2 separate regions of the Homo sapiens genome follow, and region 1 is linked to region 2. The links are chromatin contacts, found by Hi-C or POLR2A ChIA-PET in ENCODE. All regions are on one chromosome and are shown on one strand. Each heading gives the region's core, a stretch centred on a gene start or an enhancer-like site at or near the end of the contact. The rest is flanking DNA. Distances are from core to core; before and after follow the strand shown.

The links. A loop is a pair of places that touch in the nucleus more often than their neighbours do. ChIA-PET counts read pairs that join two places held with the same protein, here RNA polymerase II (POLR2A). Pooled maps may share reads with other maps.
Region 1: a map of natural killer cell shows a loop between it and region 2 (29-fold over the local background). The contact joins the promoter of NDUFAF8 here to the enhancer-like site in region 2. A Hi-C loop is called at or near these places in 9 of 168 maps with a recorded cell type or tissue (CD4-positive, alpha-beta T cell, CD4-positive, alpha-beta memory T cell, CD8-positive, alpha-beta T cell and 6 more), 35 of 37 single-sample maps with no recorded cell type and 23 of 50 pooled maps. POLR2A ChIA-PET finds 5 or more read pairs at or near these places in 9 of 52 experiments (HCT116, HepG2, K562 and 6 more).

What each region holds. Positions count from the first base shown.
Region 1 is chr17:81,237,920-81,241,278 of GRCh38, forward strand. It overlaps NDUFAF8 (NADH:ubiquinone oxidoreductase complex assembly factor 8), which reads left to right and starts at 1,399. Exons shown (of 3, transcript NM_001086521.2): 1 at 1,399-1,528; 2 at 1,649-1,759; 3 at 3,068-3,359. The coding sequence starts at 1,445. The coding sequence ends at 3,097. It overlaps TEPSIN (TEPSIN adaptor related protein complex 4 accessory protein), which reads right to left and starts at 1,136. Exons shown (of 13, transcript NM_001363764.2): 1 at 1,067-1,136. The coding sequence starts at 1,114. RefSeq lists enhancers at 460-1,042, 1,286-1,505, 1,886-1,965 and silencers at 826-915, 1,018-1,233, 1,476-1,625.
Region 2 is chr17:81,100,533-81,103,827 of GRCh38, forward strand. BAIAP2 (BAR/IMD domain containing adaptor protein 2) reads left to right here. Exons shown (of 14, transcript NM_001144888.2): 8 at 2,970-3,191. Among named protein-coding and RNA genes, the nearest start is that of MIR657, 23 kb to the right of the region's middle. RefSeq lists enhancers at 1,169-1,686, 1,687-2,203. Within about 2 kb of position 1,364, at least 2 of the 41 ENCODE cell types and tissues checked have a DNase peak (open chromatin) inside an H3K27ac peak, as active enhancers do; they include dorsolateral prefrontal cortex, where a contact is called at or near this core.

The DNA of each region.
Region 1 (3,359 bases), core at 149-2,648, 140 kb after region 2:
ATCGCTCCCCGAGAACCGACTGATGTCGTGTGTTTTACGTTCGCTTAGCGCAGACGTACTTATTTGTTTCATGCTTACTTACTGGCACAAAGATGTACGGTTTATAGGGATGAAAACTGGAACCACCCATTCTTGCATTATTCAGTATCAGGACAGAATAGAGTTCAAGAGTATTTAACAGGACAAGCATGGGACCCACCGCGTGAGGTGCCGAAGCCTTTCGGTCGGAAGGGCCGAGATCTAGTGACAACATACGAAAACGTGGACCTGAAGTGTTTCCCGAGGCTGTGGACACGCATCACTGACACTGTTTGCCCACCACGCCCTAAGGGGAGCTGCTGAGGTTTGCAGGTGACAGCTGACAACTGCAGAACGCAGCACAGAACGACTATGTCGAAACCTTGCACTGAGAGCCTTGACCAACCCTAGCGTGGCTTCTGGCAGCCCAAGGTCGCGCCCTGGGACCACCCAGCCCCCTCTGAGGTCCAGCCCAGGAAAGCTCAGGGCTGACAAAAGAGGGCAGTTTGCTCAGGACGACACCTGGGAACTCGCCCCGGCCTCTACTTCTCAGAGGGTTTACTAAGAGGGGCTTACAATGGTGCGTCCTTCTCTGTCCCTTCGAGACGTCTGTGTTCTCTGCAACCCAGGGGTGCCTCTCCAGGACCGGAGTCCTCTGAAACGCCACCGTCAGGGAGGACGGCGGGCTGCCAGCCCACCTGGGCGCCAGCAGCACGGACACAGCGGCTCCACGTCCACCGGGTCCGCCGCTCCTTCCCTCCCGTCGGAGGCCACTGAATGCTGGCCGAGGCCTGTTCGTTCCCCCAGGGTCTGGCTGTGCCCATCGCCCTTGCGCTCGGCGGGTCCGGCTTGGAAGGCCCGGCTTGGAAGGCCCCGGGACGGCGCGGCGGGCGGGCAGCTCAGGGGCGTCGGCGCGGGCGAAGGGGCCAGGAGCAGCTACCCGGCGCGGAGACGCAAGGTCAATGGCTCCGGCCCGGGGCGAGTCCGGGGAATGCGGCGCTCGAGAGGAGCCGTGGGACCGGGGCCCGGGCGGACCGCCCTCACTCACCCGGTGTAGAAAGCTCAGGCGGTCCCGTAGCGGCGGCGCGGCAGCCATGATCCAGGTCCCCTCCCGGTCTGCCCCGCTTCCGCCAGGCCCGGGCCCTCCAATCACTGCGCGGGTCTGGGTCCGCCGGCCAATCCCTCACGGTAGGGCGGGCCCTGAGGTTGGCTTCGTAAACAATTGGAGCCTAGGCCAATCCGAAGTCCCAGAGCACAGACAGACTAGGACAAGAGCCAATTGCGGGGGCTCGAGGCCAGGCAAAGCCTGGCCAATTAAGAAGTTCAGGAAAGGTTATGGGCGGAAGCGCCGACCTATCAAGCTGTTTGACACCGGAAGAGGACGGACCTAAGATGGCGGCCTCCAGGGGGCTGGGAATAGCCGCTCATGTCGGCTAACGGAGCGGTGTGGGGCCGCGTGCGAAGCCGCCTCCGCGCCTTCCCCGAGCGGCTGGCCGCCTGCGGGGCCGAGGTGAGGAGCCGCGGGCGGGCCAGTGCTGCGGGGCAGGAGGAGCCGCGCGGGGAGGTGGCTGGGAGGGAGGACGGTGACGGGGTCAGGGGACCCCACGACCCACGCCCGTCCTTTCCGCAGGCCGCGGCGTACGGCAGGTGCGTGCAGGCCTCCACGGCCCCGGGCGGCCGCCTGAGTAAGGACTTCTGCGCGCGGGAGTTCGAGGCCCTGCGGAGCTGCTTCGCCGCTGCGGTAGGTGGGCGCGGGCCCCTTCCCCCCTTCCCAGCCCTTCCCCTCCAAGAGCCAGCGGGCCCCGGCTTTCCTTTGCTTTCCCGTTGGTTCAAGGTTTGAGCGCCTGCCGCGTGCTTTAGACGCCGGCTGACAAAATCACCGAGCCATCGACGAGCCCGCGAAACCTCGGCCGTCCTGGGCTTGTCCCTGCATGTTTGTAAAGCGGGACTGGCACCAACCTCAGAAAGGATGGGAGATGTGTGCAAAAAAGCGCCTTGTAAAACGCGTAAGCTTTCGTGTTAGCACTGCCGCCGGGGGGTGTCATGCCAGGATTGACCCAACACAGGACTCCCGGAAAGTGCCCAGCACCTTCCGGGTCTTCACCTCCCTGGCACTTGCAGCCCCTGTGCACCTGCAGTGGTGGATTCCTTCAGCACGTGTCCTGCGGGGAACCCCCAGCCACCCTCACAACTGGCACGATAGGGCTTCTTGCCCGTGGGGCTTTAAGTCATTCTGAGGCTGGTTCCCTAAGTGTCAGCCGCACCGGGTACCACCTCAGTGTATCTGGGTAGGCCTTGATGCCAGTGCTGACTCTGTTTACTGGGAGCTGTTAATCCGGAGATTTGGACCAGAGAAAGGGTATTTGAACAAGAGTTCCACGGCCTTCATCCCTACCCGGCCCCAGCAGCCTTGGATCCAGGGGTGGACAACTCATCAGAAGTTGCACTTTTTGCTGGGTGTGGTGGCGCGTGCCTGTAATCCTACCGCTTTGGGAGGCTGAGGTGGGTGGATTGCTTAGGCCTAGAAGTTTGAGACCAGCCTGGGCAACATATGGAGACCCCGTCTCTACAAAAAAAAAGAAAAAAAAAATTAGCCAGGCATGGTGGTGTAGTCCCAGTTACTTGGGAGGCTGAGGTGGGAAGATCACTTGAACCTGGGAGGTGGAGGTTGCAGTGAGCCGAGATCACGCTGCTGTACTCCAGCCTAGGCAACAAAGTGAGACTGCATCTCAAAAAAAAAAAAAGGGGGGGGGCTCCTGCTTTCCCTCTATGAGAGCTTGAGACCAAATGTGGCATCTCGTGGGGGCTCAGAGGAGGGGGCAGCAGTGAGTTCTGTGATAGTGTCATGAGGCCCTTGTCCCGTGGACAAGTGACCCAGAGAACCTGCCCATGGGGCCCCAGGCTCCAACCAGTCGAGCCCCCACCATATGCCAGCACCCAAGTTCTCTGTAAGGTATTTGGTAGAACACAACGTGTGGTGTGGTAGCTTGCTTTTGAGGCGTATCTAACTTGGAAGCAAGCCATTCAGACAAAACACTTTATCTTGCAGGCCAAGAAGACGCTGGAGGGAGGCTGTTAGGAGGGACTCTGAGCTTCACACCTGTCTGCTGCCATGGGTGCAGAGCCCTAGTCCTGATGGCCCCTGGTGGCACATATCGAATGCCTAGGGCAGAAAGGAAGTGGGAATGGCGAAGATGTGACATTCCTCGGTGTTAGATCCTGTTTTTTCTTAACAAGTTGAGGCGTGGGTAGAGCAGGAATTGGTTTTCCAGCATTGTGTCCGTAAACCTGAGTTAGAATAAGATGTAACGGAAGCCACGATAAAGACTCGGTCAAATCCT
Region 2 (3,295 bases), core at 114-2,613:
CTCATGGCTCTGCTCACCCGAGGCACTGAGGACCCCCAGCCCCAAGCCTGGGTCCCCAGCCACCCAAGACCACTGTGCCACTGGGCCCCTAGGCCACCCAAGACAACCATGACACTGGCCCCAGGTCCAGCAGCTGCCATAGCTCGGCTGTCGTACGTGGACCTGCCACCCCTCACCCAACCCAAACCTGCCCTATCTCTTTGCTTCCTGGGTAGCCAGGGGCCCTGCCTGGCTCTCAGGTGGCCTCCCCAGTCCCTCCCTCACTGCTCCAGAGTGGCCTCCCTGGGACTCAAACCTGGTCACAGGGTCCTCCCCTGGCTCCCAGGCTCTTGGTGACCTGTGCCTCTACCACCTCTGCCTGCACCCCTGAGCCACTGTGGTCCCAGGTGGGGCCTTGGGTGGTGGCCACATGCTGCTGCCCTCGTGACCTCTGAGAGACCCCTCTGCCCGTCATCTGTTGAGGGCCCCTCCTTGGGCCGGTAGACTCTTGGCCCTGTGTTTCCCGCTAGGCGTCCCCCGGCACAGTCCTGCGGCCCTGTGTCTCCCGCTAGGTGTCCCCCGGCACAGTCCTGCGGCCCTGTGTCTCCCGCTAGGCGTCCCCCAGCACAGTCCTGCAGCCCTGTGTTTCCGGCATCCCCAGCCTTGTCGTTCCTTGTGGGGGAATCCCGCCCTGGGATCCGCCATGTCCCAGGACCAAGCCTGGCCCTGCTGAACCAGGAGCGAGTTCCTCAGGGACGGGCTGCAGCAGCCCCCTCCATGGATATCCTGAGCCCCGATGTGAGCAAGGGGATCCCCTCCTAGGAGGCTGACTTAGCCCCCAGAGCAGGCAAGGCCCAGAGGCCAGACTCCCCACCGGGAACAGGCAGGGCCAGCAGGCCCCTGTTCACCCATAGTCCATGGGTAGGAGTTGGGATGGGATCACATGTGTCCCCTGGAACATTCTGGAACATTTCAAGAGTTTCGAAGATGTAGTTCCGGAGCCAAGCCCACCAGGGAGGCCCTGGTCATGTCTTTCTAAAATAAAGGGTTGCAGGGATCCACGGGCTATACCTTGACACTTGTTCCCCCCACCCACCACACTCTCATGTACGTGCGCGTGCGTGCACACACACACACACGCACGTGATACAGAACCAGTGCTCCAGTCCCCACAGCCTGGGGACAGCCAGGAGACAAGTGCTCTTCCCTCCCTGGAGAGGCCCCTCCTGCCGGCCTGGGCCTGCTGGGCACTGTGGGCAGGTGCAGGCAAGGACAGCAGCAGCACCTTTGACCCCTGGAGGCAGCCTCGCTGCTGAAGGACTCAGCGGTGACAGGCTGTGCTGCCACAGCTGCCAGGCAGGGAGCGCTGTGGAGCGCAGGCCTCCCGCCTGCTAGACCCAGGACAGTGGCGGGCGTCTGCGCCCTCTGGCGGGGGCCAGGCCCCATGACGGGGCCAGGGAGTGAGAGCGGGGCTGTCAGTGGCTGGGGTGCTGCCTGCAGGGATGGAGGGCGGGGAAGCCAGGCTGCTTGCCGCAGGTCTCCCAGGAGGGGTTGCGGGATGTGCCTGCGGTGGCAGCAGCTGACCTCCTGGGCTCGTGGGCCCCCGGGCGTGTGTGGAAGAGGCCTGTGTCCCACAGACCCACTTAGAGACGAGCCTCTGGGCTGGGGGCCAGGGTGTGAGGGCAGCCTCCCAGGGCAGTTCGTAGTAGCTCCCTGGTGCTTGGGTTTGGGCCTGCCTCGGGGCTCTCAGGGTGCGGGGGTGACGCTGGCTCGTGGCCGCTGTGTCAGGGCCGTGCCGCTGCGAGGTCGGTGTCCCTCGGCCGTCTGCCCTAGTGCTGGTCCCTGCTGGCCTCTCCGCGCCACCCAAGACTCACTCCTCTACCACTGATCTCAGCCAGGGCTCGGCAGACGTTCTGAAGGGCCACAAAGTTTGTGCTTTTGGCTCTGTGGGCCGTGCCGTCTCCAGCTCTGTTACTGCAATGTGAGGGCAGCCATGAATGAATGATTCACAAATCGATGCACAGCTGTGTTGCAATAAAACTTTATTTACAAAACAGGAAGCCAGCCCTCGGGCTGTGGTTTGCTGACCCCTGGTCTGAGCCAGCAGCAGAGGGGTAGGGGTGGCATGGGGAGGACTTGCTCAGAATGGCTGTCGTCCAACATCCTCCGTGGGTCCCCAGCGTGGGTGCCCAGCCACATGTAGAAGGGAACGGGGATGAGTTGGGGGGAGCAGTGAAAGCCGGAGAGGCCCCCAGAGGTGCCAGAGACATAGCAGTTCTGGCCCACAGCTTAAGGGTCTGGGGGTCCCGGGAATCCAGGCCCTGCAGCCTGCTTAGGCCAAATGGCCAGGAGGGGCAGGGGTTACTTGATTAGCTCCCAGGACCCAGGCCCGGCCGGCTCCCAGTCCCAGAACCTTTCTCCATGCCTGTGGCTTCCTCCTCCTTTGTCCCCACTGTGCTCAGCTGGTCTGTGTCCAGCAGGCCGCAGAGTACGCCCGAGGGAGCGCGGGCTCTTGGGCCCAAGGGCAGTGGTTGGAGCAGTGAGCCTCAGTGTGTCTGACGGGGCTGCCTTCCTGCCCTCGGCAGCCAGGCCTGACCCCCACTGGGCAGCACCACCCCCTCCCCCGGCCATCTGGGGCGCCTTCCTGGCACTTTGGGGTTTGCCCACCGGAGTTTGACCTTGTGCGTCCCTGTCCGTTCCTCCTTCCTCCAGGCCCTGATGGGCCCCGCGGGCGTTGAGCCTGGGTTTGCTCTCATCCCTGGAGGTCCCCCGACTGCATGGCTTGTGGTCCATCCCCGGCCCTTTACCGGCAGCCGCTTCTGTGGGTTGGGGTCAGAGGCTCACGGGTGGCCTGTCTCGCCGAGAGGTACCACCTGGTGAAGAGCAGCCTCCAGCCCCAGAGAGTGCTCAGGGAGGGCCCTCAGCGCTGTGCCTGGCTGCAGGAGACTGAGCCGGCCCTGACCCCTCCCTTCCTGCTGCTTCCACTTCAGGGCAAGGAGCTGCTGGCGCAGAAGCTGCCGCTGTGGCAACAGGCCTGTGCCGACCCCAGCAAGATCCCGGAGCGCGCGGTGCAGCTCATGCAGCAGGTGGCCAGCAACGGCGCCACCCTCCCCAGCGCCCTGTCGGCCTCCAAGTCCAACCTGGTCATTTCCGACCCCATTCCGGGGGCCAAGCCCCTGCCGGTGCCCCCCGAGCTGGCACCGTTCGTGGGGGTGAGTCTGTGGCCTCTGGAAAGCTTCACGGGTGTGGGTGGGAGGGCAGCTTGTTGTCAGGGCGGGGGGCCGCCAGGGTGCAGAGTCCAGGGGCCCCTGCTGAG